Linked DNA regions of Homo sapiens: region 1 is linked to region 2. Evidence: chromatin loops called from intact Hi-C (ENCODE). Cell type or tissue: CD4-positive, alpha-beta T cell. All regions are shown on one strand. Links, peaks and the distances in the headings refer to the core of each region. The heading gives the core; the rest is flanking DNA. Region 1 overlaps DAAM2 (dishevelled associated activator of morphogenesis 2). Region 2 holds the start of UNC5CL (unc-5 family C-terminal like).

The links. Hi-C counts contacts between places; a loop is a spot of excess contacts. Peaks named below come from ENCODE experiments on the same cell type or tissue, not always from the same donor. Only the 100,000 strongest peaks of a DNase experiment are listed, where the experiment ranks them.
Region 1: a loop joins it to region 2, with 4 times the contacts of the local background. A loop is called at or near these places in 3 of 110 quality-filtered maps.

Annotation. Positions count from the first base shown.
Region 1 is chr6:39,860,926-39,869,897 of GRCh38, forward strand. DAAM2 (dishevelled associated activator of morphogenesis 2) reads left to right here. Exons shown (of 25, transcript NM_001201427.2): 3 at 3-92; 4 at 3,508-3,582; 5 at 4,055-4,149; 6 at 6,585-6,918; 7 at 7,898-8,008. Among named protein-coding and RNA genes, the nearest start is that of DAAM2-AS1, 32 kb to the right of the region's middle. RefSeq lists an enhancer at 3,572-4,071. In CD4-positive, alpha-beta T cell, for the core only: CTCF peaks have their summits at 4,555 (motif pointing right) and 4,762; a DNase peak (open chromatin) is centred at 4,566.
Region 2 is chr6:41,035,016-41,043,987 of GRCh38, forward strand. It overlaps UNC5CL (unc-5 family C-terminal like), which reads right to left and starts at 4,206. Exons shown (of 9, transcript NM_173561.3): 1 at 4,147-4,206; 2 at 1-120. The coding sequence starts at 59. It overlaps TSPO2 (translocator protein 2), which reads left to right and starts at 7,452. Exons shown (of 4, transcript NM_001010873.3): 1 at 7,452-7,763; 2 at 7,951-8,143; 3 at 8,542-8,683; 4 at 8,925-8,972. The coding sequence starts at 7,971. In CD4-positive, alpha-beta T cell, for the core only: CTCF peaks have their summits at 4,483 (motif pointing left) and 4,692; a DNase peak (open chromatin) is centred at 4,476.

The DNA.
Region 1 (8,972 bases), core at 640-8,639, 1.2 Mb before region 2:
AGGATGAATTGGATCTCACTGACAAAAACCGAGAGGCTATGTTTGCACTGCCCCCTGAGAAGAAATGGCAGATCTACTGCAGCAAGAAGAAGGTGCCCTCTCTGACCCCTCTGGCCACATCTCAGGGTTCATGGCATGGGGTGGCTCTTGCTGCCTTGGCATGCTCATGCATTCACCTGATGTTTATTACATGCCAGCCCTGTTCTAGGTGTTGGAGGAACAACAGTGAATAAAATAGAAAAAGGAAATTCTGCTGTCCTGGAGCTTACACTCAAAGAAATAGGATTCTCTTTTTCAAAAACGCTTAAAGCAGGACCTGCTGCATCCCAGGACTGGGGCTTGCTGGGAGACAGACAAAGAAGCAGAGTCTGGACTCTCTCGTGCCTGCTCCCAGGCATGGAGGGTGGGCATCATGGACCATACCTGGAGCAGCTTTGCTATAAGAAATCAGTTTGGGGGGCAGGGATGTCCTCTTTTGGATCTTTAGTCTCCACTCTGTCCCAGGCTAGGGCTCACACATCTGTCCATGTTCTCCTCAGCATATCCTCCCTCTCTTCTTGCTCATTAAAAGATGCTGTTAGCCTCCTGCTATGGCCCTCCCTAGAAAGGGGTATGCTGAGCTCCAGTGGGGCTTAATTGGACTTGATCTCCTCCCTTCTGCTTTCCCAGCGGCTGTGCATTCTTCTCTCTGCTGTCTCCATCTCCGTGTTTCTTCAGCTTGCCTCTGTCTCTACGTCTCTCTCTTGCCCCCTTTCTATTTTAGTCTGTTTCTTTTGCTCCTGAATTTTCTTTTCATGGCCTACTTTCCTCCTCTCCCCTCCACCCTCCCAGTTTTCAGACTTGAGTCCCAAGTCTAAAACTTGTTATTCTGCCCTCCTACATTGCTTTGGTGTTTGGGGACCAGAGCCTGGCTATTCCCACGCCTGAGGCTTAGGCTCCCTCCCTCCTGGGAGGAGACAGGAAGGTCTGGGCGGAGTCTGAGCCATGTATCCTTTGTGCTCCTGTGCCCCCTCATAGCTCTTCTCTTACTCTTCCTGCTGAAGACTTTATCCCATTCCGAGGTCTCCACACTGAGCCAGACTGACCTTGTAACATTGGAGGATTCAAATATACACCATTTCAGAGTTGCAGGAACCTGGAAAACCACACAGTGTCGATGCAGTCTCATTCTTTATTCTACAAATGAGGCCAAGAAGGCCTAGAGAGGCAAAACTCACCCACAGCCCACCCAGTCCGTTATGGCAACTGGCTGCCCATTGCTAGAACCTGAGACTGCTGGGGAAAATAGTGCTAGAGGCTGAGGACCTGTGACAAGAGGCATGGGCTGCACACGCTATGAGCCATTGTCTAGTATACTCAATGCATGCTTATTAAGCACCTGCAGAATATAACACTCTGTGTTTATGCATCTCATTGTGAGAAAAGCAGGTCTTTAAAAAGCTCAAATCATGGAAAGAAGGAAGGAAGGAAAGAAATTTCAGGCGTAATTAATCATATCTCATGATTCTCCATTTTCCAAATTGATTTACTATGGAGTTCCCTTAAGTTGGTCTCTTCTACAGCTGCTAAAACAAACAAACAAACAAACAAAAAAATGGCCAGGCATGGTGGCTCATGCCTGTAATCCCAGCACTTTGGGAGGCCGAGGTGGGCAGATCATCTGAGGTTGGGAGTTCGAGACCAGCCTGACCAACATGGAGAAACCCCATCTCTACTAAAAAAATACAAAACTAGCCAGGTGTGGTGGCACATGCCTGTAATCCCAGCTACTCGGGAGGCTGAGGCAGGAAAATCACTTGAACCTGGGAGGTGGAGATTGTGGTTAGCCGAGATCATGCCATTGCACTCCAGCCTGGGCAACAAGAGCGAAACTCCATCTCAAAAAAAAAAAAAAAAAAAAAAAAAAAAAAAGATTTATTAAAATAGAAGGCATCTCTCACTGCCTTCCAAACCAAATTGTAATTTCCCCACACACTTTCACAACCTTCCACCTTCCCACATGGCACTTCCTCTGTCTATAACACCCTCCCCACCTGTCTTAGCTGTAATGCTCTTTAATAGCCCAGTGTTCTTAGACCACTCACGCCAACCCCCTACAAGCCTTCTGTGTTGGATGGATCACCCCCCAAGGTCTGCTATGGGTGGCTCTACCATAGAACATTTACCACCCTTTCTCTGGCACTGGACTGTTACATGGAAGGCAGAGACCATGACTCTTTACTCCGTACTTTCAGAGCTCAGCACAGTGATTGGCATCTAGTAGGTCCCCATTCAGTGCATATGGCATGGGTAAATGACGAGCCAGCAAGTTTAGGAAAGGATGTGTTTGCCGACACAATTGTTTTTGGTGCTGATTCCCCTCCCCAAGGCAGAAGGCAGAATGTTTGGCCTTCAGTCATGGAGAATTTAACATGTATAACCATGATTAAATTTAACATTTAACCATGTGAAGTCATAAAGACCCAAACAAAGCAGCTTTTCTACTGGTCTAAGATTTGTATTTTGTGAAACAAAATAGAAAACATTGAGTGGATGGAGCTGAGAGCTGCAGGGCCCGCTGGCAGCTGGCAGAGAGGTGTTTTGTCAGGGAGGGTCTGGAGGAAGTTAAGTTTTCATGCCGATTTGGAAGCAGGAGAGTGGAGAAAGCAGATGGGGAGGAGCCTCCAAAGTGACCTGGGGCACAGGAACAGGAATGAGCAGGATGGGTGTGAGGCCCAGAAGCAGATCCATTTGGCTGGAGAAGGCTGGATTTTCAGTCAACATTAATATTTCTTTAACTCCCATCATTCTTGCCCATACTTGGGGAAGAGTCGAGCCTGTCTCTTGAGGGCTGAGCACTGGGCCAGAGGTCCTCGGATCTGGGCTCTGCCTCCCCGCTGCACATCCCCCTCATTCAGGAGTTTGCCAGGAATTAAATCACAGGCCTAAGGGGGTCTCCTGAGTCTTTTCAAAGCCCAAAGCCTTGGAAATTTCTCTATTTTTCTAAAGTTACTATTTAGTGAGTGCCTACTATGTGCCAAGTGTTTTCTATTAGTGTTCTAGAAATACCTGAAAGACTTAAGTTTTTAAATTTCCAAACTGTCACAGACCAATACTTTTGTAAAATATGAGAATGAGATTATCAGAAAAAGTAAAAAGATGTATAAAAATAAACAGGAATCTGAATTAGATTCAACAGCCAGGAAATTATATTTCATTAAATACAAGCTGAGCAAACAGAACAAGAGAAAAGAATTTTTAAAAAATGGTGCACGTTGCTCACTGAAAGTACACACACCTGCATAGTTTCTGCCCGCGTCGTTGTCTGGCCATGAGAGTCAATGTTCATCATCTGTATTTCACCAAGGGAGAAATGGAAGCCTGGGGGAGAGTGTAATTTCCTCCAACCCACCCGACATGGGCAGAGCTGAGAAATGAATCCCTCTGCTGACACGGAATGAAGCTCAGGATCTCAGGCCACGGGCCTGTCTTGCCTGTTGGTCCATGCTGTCCTTTTTCTTGTTTCAGGAGCAGGAGGACCCCAACAAGCTGGCAACCAGCTGGCCTGACTATTACATCGACCGCATCAATTCCATGGCTGCGGTGAGTGGCTGCCCCTCTCCTGCCCTGCCCCCACCTGGAAAGGCTACGGCAGGGAGTGATTCCCCCAGCCCCCACCCCCCACACACCAAACTGCCTTTTACTGCTCCTCAGCGCCCCACTGCCCACTCACTGGAGTTCAGCAGCTTTCCAGTTATTCATGAAATTTTAAGGTAATCCACCCCTCCTCTGGGCAATCTCAGAGTCCCCCAACCATTTAAACATTTTAAAATCCATTTGGGCATCACACAAACTTGGGAAATAAACCGGGCCAGTACTTCTCTCCATTTCACAGATGAGGAAAGTGAAGTCCCAGCCCAGAACCTAGGTCTTCCCAGGGGCCGACACTCGGTCTCAGTAAACCATTCCCTGAGGCCTCACCCTTTCTGAGGCAAGCATGGCCCCTGGGTCACACCTGAGCTGTAGTGCAGAGGGTTGGGAGACAGGCAGCCCCTTTCTACCTGCTGGCCCTCAGATGCAGAGTCTGTACGCGTTTGATGAGGAGGAGACGGAGATGAGGAACCAAGTCGTGGAAGACCTGAAGACAGCCCTCCGGACACAGCCTATGAGGTAATTCAGTTTCCCCCTCTTGCTTCCTGCTGAGTCCCTTCACAGTTGGTCTCCTTGCCTTCCCGAAGCCCTGTGCAGTGCTCTGCTCCCATGCCGGTCCTCCTGGCCAACTCTGCCTCACCTGACTTCACTTCCCAGCCCCTACTCCTCTCCTGGGAGGCTGCCAGGGCTTGGGAGGAGGGGAGAGAAACCTGGGAAAGTGGGATAAACCTCAGGTCCTGAGGAGCTCTCTAAAGAGGAATCGAGGGCAAGTGCTTTTTAAAAATTTATTGATTTATTTTTGGTAAGGGGATAGAATAGGAGCGTGACCAAATGGACAAGGTACAAAAGAAAGAGCCTTGTGAGGATGAGGGGGCAGGGTGAGTGCCCCATCCAGGAAAAGAGGGACGCACGGGTAGAGAAGTACTCCAACCACTAGGGGGCGGTGTGGTGTCTCTGGATGGGATTTGCCATCTAGAATGGGAGCAACGCAGGCATGGAAAATGGGGTAGAAGTCCTGGAGCCATAGGAGGACACCTTTCCCTTCCCAGGCCACAACGTGTGGGGCCCAAAGTGGGGCTCCTTGTGTCTGGGTCTGCCCCGTGGTGTGCTGGAACTGGCTAGTAACAGCTGGCGAATGCTGAGTGTCAAATTTTCAGCAATTTTGTAAGCTGGTTGTTAAACGTAGCTATGATTAAAATTTCAATTGTATAAATTTAAGATTCAGTAAGTTATATCAAAACAAAGGTAATAAATACTTGAAACTCTTCATTCCCAAATTACCTAATTATTTTTCTACATTTTACTATAAGGTATACTTTTGAGTTTACATGCATTGTATGTGCATGGAAACACTATGAAATATGCATCTCTTCCCAACTCTGCATTCAATGACATCATATCTGTAGCTTGAAATTGGCTATGCTGGGAGCATTTACACCATGGAAATGAGCAAACAATCAGGAGCCACCCTTCACCCTTCCCCTGGCGAAAAGCTAGCCATCCATTGCATGGGGATGTGTATGTTGTCTGAGCTGAGCTCTCTCCCCAGGAGACTAGAAACAGCCTCAAGAAGAATGGGAGCATCCCAATTGTCTCTTGTCATTCTGGTAGTGGTGGGGCTCTGGAATGGGAAGGGGATAGAGGAAAGGATGAGGTAGTCAGGAAATAAAGGGGTTGAGAGGAAGTTGCCAGGTTTGTCTCCTACCCCAATTTATTGTAATTTCCCTTAATAATATTCTGCTAACAAAAGTTACATATTGTCATTGTGGAAATTTTATGGAATGCAGACAAGCATAAAATAGAAAAAAGTAAAAAAATAGCTATTGTTAACAACTTAGTTTGAGAGCACATTCTTTTATTTTCTAGGCGTATTTGTACAATAACATAAACACAAATACGCTTGGGATAAGTAATGTTATTTATAATAATTTTCTTAGATCATTAATTATTTTACTAAATCAAGGGTACCTGTGTGTGTGGGCATGCCATGGACATCCGGCGCCTAGGTGAAACTTATGGACTGCTTCGCAGAAATGATGTTTTAAATAATAGATAAAAAGATAGGCATAACAAATCAATGAAAATACAGCTACAAATAATAAAAATGAGATAGCAATGAATTCTGCTTCTTTACACCTTAAATAGCAAGAGCTAGCTGCGAGTCTTGATAACCATCATAATTTTGAAGTACTGAGGAGTGTAAATGGTATTTTGAGATACCTGGTACAACTGTAATTTGGTATGAAAATAGCTGTGATTTCTTGGGGTGACAAAGTCACAGATTATGCTAATACTACTGTCATTTATTGCTGACATTCATCATTGAGGAAAATACTAAATTTTAATTAGAAGTTACCAAAAATAAAAATGTAATTTTCTTTTCCCACCCAAGTCCTTGGATCTGTGAATGCTATCCATAGATTCTTCAGCAGAACACAGACTCCAAATTAAGAACCCCTGAACTAAATGGGTTTTAATGTTTTTTTGCTAACATTCAAGATAGATAACTCTGCTATTTTCTTTAGGATCCCTTGAAATGTAGCTTCCCTAGGCTTAACGCCATGACTTGATGATTCTGATGGCTTTCCTATCTGGAAGCCCTCTTTGTTATCCGACTGTAATTCTCTTAATCTCCATCCTCACTGGAGAGGAGTGTTCAGGTTTAACAGCTCTGATAATTATCATGATCATGTGAAGAGGACTTCACATTCATACCATTTTAGCTATGCAACTGACAATGATATGCAAATACAGAGTATTTAAAATGCAAATAAGACACAAGTCTTTTGTGAAGATGATAGGATTTCACTGCTTTAGATAAACTACGAATAAACCAAGTGGCTACTGTAGGTGGGACAAGGTGCATGGTGGTACACAGGTAAGGGGGTAACTATTTGCAAAGTGTACACAGAATCATATGCAAATATATGTTTGTTAATGGCTCTGATTTGTAGGTTTGTGACCCGCTTCATTGAGCTGGAGGGCTTGACCTGTCTGCTAAATTTCCTCCGGAGCATGGACCACGCCACCTGTGAGAGCCGCATCCACACCTCACTCATTGGCTGCATCAAAGCATTGATGAACAACTCCCAGGGGCGGGCACATGTGCTGGCACAGCCTGAGGCCATTAGTACCATAGCCCAGAGCCTACGCACAGAGAACAGCAAGACCAAGGTGGCTGTGCTGGAGATCCTGGGTGCTGTGTGCCTCGTGCCTGGTGGCCACAAGAAGGTGCTGCAGGCCATGCTGCACTACCAGGTGTATGCAGCAGAGCGAACCCGCTTCCAGGTGAGGGGCCAGGCTGGAGGTGGGATGCCAGCTGGGTGGGGCAGAGGATGTCACATGTGAGTGAGAGCCTGAAGATTCTTTGCAGCAGAAACTGGGGGAAAAGGAAAGTAATGTGGTCTGCATGCCTGCTCCTGGAAGGTAACAGGTGAAGAGTACTGGGACCTGGAAGGCTTGCATAAAAACACATGCAGGGCCTTAAGAGTTATGAGTTTGGCTGGGAAATGGACTTGTCTTCCTTATTAGTCAGTGGGTTCCTGGAAGCCGGAATATTGGCCTGCATTATTTTTGTGGCTCTGCATCTCCAACCTCAACACCTGGCTCATGATAGGGGCTCAGTCAAGAATTACTGAATTGAGTGCAATTGCTGAGATTGAGATTTTAGGTGCTATACTTGGGCCAGTACCTAATGTGGGACACTGGGACCATCCCTGGGAGCTTCAGCCATGCTATTCTCTTTTCTTTCCCTGACCTGCCCAGAGAAGTATCAGTGAGATGAACAGTAAATATGAAGTGTCTTAGCACAGTGCCTGGCACAGAGTAAGTCCATAGAGACATGAACTGATGTTACAAACCCCATGGTTTATTGCCAAAAACTGGGTCCTGACTCTGCAGAAGACGGAAAAGGGATAAAAGCAGTGTCCATACCATAAATGAGCTAGGCAGGGAATACATATGAGCTGTAAACAGCTGGAGCACGATGATAAAGCAGCACTGAAGCACTGCTCAACCATGTAGACCAAGCCCCAAAGGCTGAGTGGAGAGGAAGTGAGGCAGCACTGCCACTGAGGTGAGAGGCAAGGGAATTTTCCAGGCAGAGGTGAGGTTTGGGGCAGCCCAGAGTAAATTGGACAGACCTGATTGGGTGGAGAGAGCAGATGGGGCATTCTAGGTAGTGGAGGCGACAGGAGTAAAGATGCAAAGGCCACACCTGTTGGGAACTCAGCCCTCTCCTCCTGCTCTGTCCTGCATTTCCACCTAGACCCTGCTGAACGAGCTAGACCGAAGTCTGGGCCGGTACCGGGATGAAGTGAATCTGAAAACAGCCATCATGTCCTTCATCAATGCTGTCCTCAATGCTGGAGCTGGAGAGGTGGGGTGCCTTCTCCTTGCCCTTGCTGTTCCCTGACTTTCTGGACCTGGGGTAGAGTGTGTGAGTGTGTTGCTTCCCCAATAATTGTTTTTGCTATTAAACCTGGGAGGGCTCCTGGGGAGTTGCCTACATAGGTAGCATCATGCACGGTGGACAGACCCAGAGCTGAGCTGGCTGATGATGGCTCAGGGTGGCAGAGAATCATTGGTGGGAGGAGGGCGAGTTTGGGCCCTTGTTTATGGAGAGCTGTTTCTGGACTGTTTTCTCGTTGGCTGGTCATGTTCTTCTAGTGCCTTCTGTTAGGTGTGCCTTCTGGTTTCCCTTCCTTTGGGGTCAGAATGGGATTCTTGAAGTATAAAAATAGCAACAGGCTGGGCGTGGTGGCTCATGCCTGTAATCCCAGCACTTTGAGAGGCCTAGGTGGGTGGATTACCTGAGGTCAGGAGTTTGAGACCAGTCTGGTCAACAGGGTGAAGCCCCGTCTCCACTAAAAAAATATAAAAATTAGCCAAGTGTGGTGGTGGGCACCTGTAATCCCAGCTACTTGGGAGGCTGAGGCAGGAGAATCACTTGAACCTGGGAGGCGGAGGTTGCAGTGAGCCAAGATTGCACCATCATTGCACTCTAGCCTAGGGGACAAGAGCAAAACTCCATCTCAAAGAAACAACAAAAAAAGCAACAATAGAAGAACTTGAAGAGCAGGTGAACGTTCCAAATTCTAAGGCAATCAGATGCCCTGGTCAAGGTTAACTTGAAGGACAGAGGGGGCAAAGGGAGCAATTTAATGATCTTTACTTTCCCCTCTTTTCCGCCAGCATACTTTTTTTTTTTTTTTTTTTTTTTTTTTAAAAACAATTTATCTTTATGCCCTGGGTTAGGGAAGGCCGGTTGGGGGAATAATCTGCCCCTAAGATGCTAACATCACCTTTGTTGGTACCACCTTTTCATGGCTGGCATGTGCTCT
Region 2 (8,972 bases), core at 594-8,593:
GGGACCCCCACCAGCAGTAGGAACTGGGAGGGTTGGAATGAACTCTCCTGGGGGCACATTCGCCTGGTTACTCAATGCCGCTGGCTCTCCTTCACCCCTGTGCCAGCCAAAGCCAAAGGCCTGGTGGGGAAGAAGGGGTCAGTGTCAGGGTAAGCCCTTTTAAGTTGTGGAGGTCAAGGCTTGGCTTACACATAGCTGCAAGTTGTCTTCATTCCAGCGCACACTGCACACTTTAGTCACACCAATTCTTTTAACCTGTCTCTCTTACTCGAGAACCTACCCTGGCTCCCCGTGACCTAATACATCAAGGTAAACTGTTCTGAAGCAGAGTGAGCTTGGGTTTACAGTTAGAGAACATGAGTTCAAATGTCACCTTGGTCACTGTGGCTGGGTAAACTTATCATATTGATGTAAGGCAGGAGAGCCCCAAAATTGGGGCTTAGTTTGGGAGGGTTTGTGGCTTCACCTAGGCAAGAATTCAAGGGTGAGCCAGTGGTGTCAGACAGCAACTTTCACTAAAGTGGCAGAGTATAGCAGCAGCAGAGGTATGCTCCTTACAGAGCAGAGCTAACCCTAGGCAGTGTGCCCAGGGTAGCAGCTCTGGGGCATTTCTGCCATCATATTTATGTCCACTTTTAATTACATGCAGTAAGGGGTGGGTTATTCAGAAATTTCTAGAAAAAGGAGTGGTAGCTTCGGGTCACTGCCATGGAAAGGGGCAGTAACTTCCAGGCATCGCCATGGCAGTGGTAAACTGTCATGGCACTGGTGGGCATGTCTTATGGAGAGGTGCTTTTGGTGCCTTTTCCCTGTTTCAGCCAGTTTTCTATCTGGCCTGGAATCAAATCCCACCTCCTGCCTCAATACTGCTTAATGTACCTCAGTTTCCTCATCTGTCCAAATATCTACCTTGATCTACAAGTGCTGATACAAAAAAATCTATAAGTGGAAAAAGCAAGTCGCAGAGAGATAAAATATTCTGAGCTCATTAATGTGAAAAACAAAACTGCATATAAATAGATACATATTTATGGGTGCATATATGGAAATGTAAAGGTATAGAGAAAGGTCTGGAGCAGTGGTGTACAATAAAAATGTAATGTGAACTACACATGTAATTTTAAATTTCCTGATGGCCACATTAAAAAGAACAGGAGAAATTAATACATTTTATTTAACCCAATATATTCAAAATGTTATTTCAACAGGTAATCGATATAAAATTATGAGATATTTTTACTTTCTTCCTTCATACCCAGTCTTTGAAATCCATGTGTAATTTATATGAACAGAACAGCTCACTTGGGACTGGCTGTATTTCAAGTGCCCAGTAGCCACGTGTACTAATGAATCCGGTCTTAGACTGTGCAGGTCTGGAAGGACACACCCCCAAACTATTCCCATGAGTCACAACAAATTGAGAAGGTGGAAGGTGTGAATAAAAACTTTGTATTTTTTTAAATCCTTTTCTCTGTACTTTGAATTTTTCACATCAAGCATGTAGTTTGTATTAACTTTGTAATTCTTTTCTGAAGCTATTAAAAGTGGGGAAAAAGTGCCTCTTTGTGTAATGGTGAGGATGGCATAAGGTCATGTGAAAAGTATTTGTAGATGAGAAAGCACTGTCCAAATGTATGTGTTTCTTTATGCCCCTCCTTCTGCCAGAAAGGCCTGAAGGTAGCTCACAGGGATAGGCAACATACAACAAGAACAACAAAAGCTAAAAGTGGAAGCAAAAAAAAAAAAAAATGAAGAAGACAAAACACAAAGATGCAGCCCTACAGTGAAGCTGGAATGAGGCAGGGCAAAAGCATACACTCACCTCCTGCTCACCTGGCTACCCAGCCAGGCCACAGGCTGAGACTTCCCAGTAGCTCTTCCTGAGGCCCTCCAGAACCCACCTCCGCCTCCTCCTACTTCCCCTCTTCCAGCCCCTACAATTTCCAACACGCCTGCCCTGTAGCCTGCCCAGGCTCCCCACACCTGCTTAATTCTAGCCTCTGGCTTTTGCTCATGCTGTTTTCTGTTTCTCCACTCACTTGCTCTCCCCACTTGTTTCCTCTCCCTACGTGGATCCTCCCATTCAATAGTGCCTCCCGCTGGTGCACCGGCCTTTGACAGCCTCCAGCTCGCGAAATCTCTCTCCACAGCCATCCCACCATACTGAGTCACTCTTGATTATGTGCTGTCATGTGTGATTTTCCCACTCAAATGAACATTTTCTAAGCACCGGCTGTGTATCGGACACTGTGGGAAGTTCAATCCTGCCAAAGATGACGTCTTATTCCGCTCTCAAGGAGCTTCTGCAGGAATGGAATTCATTGGCTTGGTAGCTGAGTTCTGTGAGGCACAACGTCCTCCTTCAGAGCCCTGGGAGGCCCCTCTGGTTGACTCACTAGAGGCTGCACTGGAAGAGCTTCCAGTATCCAGTCCTCCCCACGCCCTTCACTTGCACTACCCACCTGGAACTGAGGCTTGGCCCACCTTCTTCCTTCCAACCTCAGGACCCATGAAAACTGAAGCCCCTTCCTAGTGCCTCTTAGACCAGGGCAGAACCTCCACTGTATCCTCAGGATTGAAGACTGGGGCAGTACCTGTTTCTCCCATGTCCTCACTGAAAGTGTGAATAAGAAGCGGGGGTTGGCATTGTTCTCTTTGCCTAAAGAGCCAACCCAGCAGACAATGCACCAGCCTTTTTCAACCAGGCATCCTGGAGGGCACACAGGTGAATCAGTGAATTGGCAGTGTCCCAAAGCTGATGGGAAGGGGGTTGGAGCAGCAAGCTACCGTTGATGTCCCATCATTTCTTTTGGTTCTTTCACATTAGTAATAATTATAATTCCAACTGTAATAACAATAGCTAACATTCGCAGAGCTTTACTCAATGCCACTGTGTTAAAGCACTCTCCATGGCTTGTCTCATCTCATCCTCACAGCAGCCTTAGGAGCGAGGTGTTATTTTTATCTCCATTTCACAGATAAGGAATCCGAGCTTTCTCCCCACAGTGAAGATGGATAGGGAATTACTAAACAACTGAAGACAGGCAGGAAGGAGGAGCAAAGACGAACAAGGACTTCCAGAGATACCCCCTTTCTCTCTCCACCCCTTCTTTTCCCCAAGTATCTTCCTTTCCTTCTCTAGAAGAAATAAAGTTGGAAGAGAAAGAAGCAAAAATGAAGTAAAGACAAATAGAAGGACCTAAATTTACATCCTCAGTTATGTGGTAATACCCACCCCACTACACCACACCCCCACCTACCAAGGTACCAGTGGCAGGGGATGGAATTGCTAAAGGGATGAAAGGAGGGGCCCCAGCTCGCTTACACAGCAGTAACCTTCCTGGGGCCACCAAAGACCAGAGTCCAGATCCCCAGTGAGGTGCACCTCACTGGGTGGTGCAGTAGAGTCCCCTGGCTCAACCTCCGACCCTGGAGAAGTTGGCATGCACCACTCCCAAAGCCCCACTGGGCCTCTCCCAGGGTGACTGCTCTTCCAGGCTGCCCTGGCCCTCACTGCATCCTCCCTCTGGCTCCAGAATGGGGAAAGGTCCGGAGTCTTGCTGAATGGCAACTATAGCACTGCAGCCATTCGAGTGTGACTTGGGGCATCCCAACCCCATGCCTGGACTCCTCATTACCCACTCCTCCAGTCTGTCTTGCTCCAGACCCCAGATCACCCTGGGTAGCGGGTCCCCGAAACGAGAGTCCTTTAGAATGCTGCCATCACCTGTCCCTAGGCAGTTGCATCCTCCAGCACAAAGATCCAAACTCCTGCTGCAAAGTTCTGCTCATACCCTTTAAGAAAACTCTCAACCTTTCCTCCACCTCACTGGTTCTCCCTGTGCCTCCCCAACACCTGATAGATGTCCAGTTACTGCAGAACATAACAAGTACTGGGATGGATGGTCCAAACCCAAGTCATGAATGGCATTTGTTAGTATAGTAGACATTTCCGCAGGACACAGAATCATCCCAGTGGTCCTCATACCCATTGGCCAAGTCCCATTTTCCTCCCCTCCTCCAGCAGAGGGTCCCTACACTCCAGCAGGCAGGCTAAGCTGGCCTGGCTCCTCCCCCGAAGCTCCAGGTAACCCCATCACAATGCCCATCCCCTCTCCAGCTGCCCCAAGGGGGTGCTCAACTTACCGTCTAGGAGCTCTTAGAGGCTGCTGGCTGGTCCAGTTCCTTCTCCGAGAAACAAGGGTCAGCCAGATTCAGTCGGCAGGCCAGCAGACAAGTGGAGGTGGGCGGGGAATCCAGGCAGGAGTGGCCTGGCATTTCCTGGCAGAGCCCTGCCTCCCAGCTGTCTAAAGAGGGGTGAGGGAGAGTGTCCCTGTCTATTGGCAAAGTCCAGCCCAGGTAAGGGATTAGCTGAGGATCCCAGAAGTCAGTGAACTTTCCAGTCTAGGTCTGGAAGGAAGGAGGGAGGCAGGGAGACAACCTGGGTGTAGGTGCTGCACCTTGAAACCCCTCCTTACAGTGCCCTCTGCTGGTGAGTGGCTGTCCCCAGCCAGAGGCTATTATTAAAATAGCAGATAGGAGGAGGAGGGAACCTTCATCTGAGTTTCTTAAACTATAATGTGCACAACAGTCACCTGGGAGATCTTGTTAAAATGCAGGCTCTGATTCTGTAGGTCTAGTATGGGGCCTGAGATTCTGCAGCTCAAAGAAGCTCCCAGCTGATGCCAATGCAACCGGTCCAAGGAGCTTAGAGAGCATCTAGTTCCACCCGCTCCCCACACAGAGAAGACAGTGGAGCCACTGAGACGGTTAATGACTCACCAGTTGCTGGTGGACCTGAGATGTACCCATATTTTTCCTTACACAAGGTGCTTTCTACTTCCCCCACCCAAAGTTGGCAGAGACACTGCCGGTTGGGAGACAACTGAACTTTGGGGCCATTTGCCATTCTGAGTTCTTAAAACTCTGCCTAGGAGCGGTGGCACCACAAGAATGAAAACTCCTTGTGGAACTTTTCCCATGTTTTCGGCTGTCTCCTCAGCTCCTGGTACAGCCTGATAGATAGAAGGTGTTCAATAAACATGTCTTGAATGAATGAGTGAAGCAGTTGAGAGGGAAAAGGATGCATTTTGGCTCCAACTGGCCAACACTGAGCCCAGGTGAGCCACACGTTGGGTATGTAATATTGGGCAAGCTACTTAACTCCTCTGAACCTCAATTCCCTTGTCTGTCAAATGCAGTTAAGAATATCTACCTTGTGTGAGATAATAATTGTCATTATTGAGCTAATAAATGTCAAATGCCCACCACAGAATGGGTGGTCAATAGATGGTAACCGTTGTCACCAGGGTCTGGCCTCCTGCAGTTGAGGAGGCATGGTGAACGCCCCCCCAGGCCCCTAGTTATCATCTCCCATAGAAAATAAGTAACTTCCTCTGCTTTTGTCTCAGTTAATAATTCTCTAGCCTCTTGTCTCTGACTGCAATGCCCTCCCCTCTGCTTCCTTCCCTGGTGGAGGTGAGAGGGTGGAATAAACCTCCCAGGGGAGCCCAGTACCCCAAAGTGCAGAGATGGTAGAGAGCGGGCAACCTGGGAAGCAGACCTCATGCCTAAAGACAAGCCAGGAAGGGGTGCTCAGAACTTTGATAGGGAATGAAAGGAGTGGGGTAGGGGTGTTTGTCTTTGTTGAACAAAGCTCTGTCTGAGTCACACAGGAGGCTGGACTTTGCCAACAGACAGGGACACTCTCCCCTACCCCTCTTTAGGGCGGCTGGGAGGCAGGACTTTCTGCCAGGAAGCGCCAGGTCACTCCTCCTTGACTCCCCACCCACCTCCACTTGTCAGCTGCCTTCTCCTCTGAGTCATAAAGTCCTAGGGGTTTGTGAAAGATCTGTCAAGCTAGGGTTCTAAGCCAGGAAGGTCATGCCAACCAGGAGGCTATAACCAGGGGCTGTGTTCATGGATTATGAACTCACTTCCCAAGCTAGTTCTTGCCACTCTTGGGGACAATCCCAATTATAAGGAGGCTCTGAAGAAATGTGAAGGCTCCTACCACTCACTCCCATGGCCACAGAGCTGGTTCATGGGATGCAAAGACCACAGGCATCAACAGCATTATAACTGGGGGCTGAGCTGTCACAGGAGGGCCAGTGTCAAACCCTCACCACAAGCCCTCAAACATTCCATCAAGGGGTAGCCTCCAGAGGCCAGGCACCAAGGAGGGTCTGGCAGACCAGAGGGGCTCCTCCTGAGAGGAACTCTTTGGGGCCATGAAACAGCAACTTGGACTTCCCAGCCAGTGTCACCACCCTTCTCATCTGAGAAAGGCAGATCAGCAGGGAGCACCACTCCACCCTCCTCCCAGCCCCACCCTCCTCCCAGCCCCACCCTCCTCTGCCTTCCACACATCATATGTCATCAGGCCCCCCGCCTGGGAGGTGTGCTGCCAGAGGTAAGGGGAGCACAGGCCTAGGAACCAGGAGGCACTGGGAGAGGCAGGTGTCAGGAGAAAAGAGGATGGGGGCAGGGAGGGGCAGGGAGGGGGCCTCCACCACTGGACAGAAATGTAGAAAAACAGGAAGGCAGAAGATGAGCAAACGGACAGTCAGGAGCACAGAAAGACAAGTAGAAATATGCACAGGTGGGCATGCTGCTCAGCTCTGTCCCAGAACCTCCAGGACCAGTGTCCCTGACCCTTGACAGAAAAGGATGGATTAGGGCCAGGCACAGTGGCTCATGCCTGTAATCCCAGCACTTTGGGAGGCCAAGGCGGGTGGATCACCTGAGGTCAGGAGTTCGAGACCAGCCTGACCAACATGGCAAAACCCCATCTCTACTAAAAATACAAAATTAGCCGGGCATGGTGGCGCACGCCTGTAATCCCAGCTACTAGGGAGGCTGAGACAGGAGAATCACTTGAACTAGGGAGGCAGAGGTTGCAGTGAGCCGAGATTGCACCACTGCACTCCAGCCTGGACAACAAGAGTGAAACTCTGTATGAAAAGAAAAAAAAAAAAAGGATGGATTAGATAGTCAGTCCAGAATACTGAAAATAATCAGATTGTTTTCTCTCCTTCAAATCTGGTTAATCATGGGGGGAGGCTGAAATATCATGAACAAATGAGAAGAATGATATTTGTGGGGCCTTGGTGGGGCCTTGGCTGGAGGAGGGTCTGTACATTGTCCCACATGCAAATGACATGCAAAGCAACATGCCACCTTGGCAGCTTTTTAATCAAAGACCAGGCAGTTGTTTCCTTGAAAAGTCAGGCCACAAGAAACCTGGATGCTTGTGCTTACATCCTGACACTCTGGGAATGGAAAGATGGAGCAGGAAGCTCATACCCCATGGCTCCAGGGGTAGAAGAGAGCTAAAAGTTCAGAAAAAGGAATCCACGGTGTCAACAGGCCAAGTTTGAATTTGGGCAGGAGATCAGCCTGGGTGGGCCCCATGAGTGTGCCAGTCTGATATGGTGAGATAAGCCTGGGACAGATGTGCTGCCGCATTCGTGACTAGAAAAGAGTCCCCAGGAATTTCTGGCTCCTGCCTTCAGATTGTGAACTTTCCAGGTTGGTAGATCAGCTTAGGTAGAACAGTTCTCGGTGAGGGCCAGCTACATACCTGGCTAAGCGCTGCCCACTGCAGAAAAGCTCATCACCCGGGACCTGATCTCCAGGACTCAGAAGCACTTGGAGGAAGGCCTATTCACTTAGAAGCAGTTACCAGTGCTGGGCAGTGTCCTCCAAGTGCCAGAGGAGTGCTGTGGAGAAAAGAAGTCCATGGAAGCCAGGAGATGGGCAAGGTGTGGCCTGGGGTTGGAGAGAGCTCAGAGGTACAGGACTGGAGCTGGGCCAGGGAGAGAGGAAGGACCTCCGTGAGTAGACCTTCTCTGAGGGGCTCAGGCCAGGAAATGAGTCAGGTTAGGAGGCAGAGACAGACGAGGAGCCGCAGGGGAAGGCTCATCACTAGCATGTTCTCTGCCTCCCCAGATTTTGCCTCTTCAAGGTGAATGCGGCTTCAAGGGGCTATCTTTGTGCTCCTGCCCCACCTGGGGCCCATCCTGGTCTGGCTGTTCACTCGTGATCACATGTCTGGTTGGTGTGAGGGCCCGAGGATGCTGTCCTGGTGCCCATTCTACAAAGTCTTATTGCTTGTACAGACAGCCATCTACTCTGTCGTGGGGTGAGTACTTGTTTCTCACACATGGCCCTGGTACCCAATGGGGTGGGAACAAGTCCTCTATATCTGAATTACTCCCATATATTGGCCTCCAAAGGTAGGCGCTTTGTCTTGCCTCTCACCACCATAGTGGGTCCTCCAGAAAGTAAGAAACCCTCTATGCCTGCCTGGGGTTCCAGTTAGCCCTTCTTCCACCCTCTCTAAGTCTCCCCAGCCCCTCCTCCACCTCACCATGCCCAGCTCCTCCCACCAACTCCCTCCCTGGCCCTTACATGATGCCTAAACCCATCTGCCCCCATTTCAGCCCACAAGGGTATCCAAGAGTCCTTATGCCAGAGAGCCTCCTCCATTTGCCACGGAACCTCCTCCCACTGAATGTTTTTGCCACCATGTCTCCACAGCTATGCCTCCTACCTGGTGTGGAAGGACCTGGGAGGGGGCTTGGGGTGGCCCCTGGCCCTGCCTCTTGGCCTCTATGCTGTTCAGCTCACCATCAGCTGGACTGTCCTGGTTCTCTTTTTCACAGTCCACAACCCTGGTCTGGTAAGGCACACAGTGCTCAGTAGCAGAAGTAATGTGGGAGAGGGTGAAACCACCTGGCTCCAGAAGCACATAATTCAGCAGAGCAATTGAGTGCAGGCAGGTAATGGGTGGGCAGACTTCTCTGCACTCCCATGGTGTGCACAGAGCCCCAGGGACTGAGCTCGTTGCTGGGCTGGGTACTGCAGAAAGGTGGAGGTGCTGGTTCTCGGGCAGCCAGCTGACCCCCGGCCTCTATGCCCAGGCCCTGCTGCACCTGCTGCTGCTGTATGGGCTGGTGGTGAGCACAGCA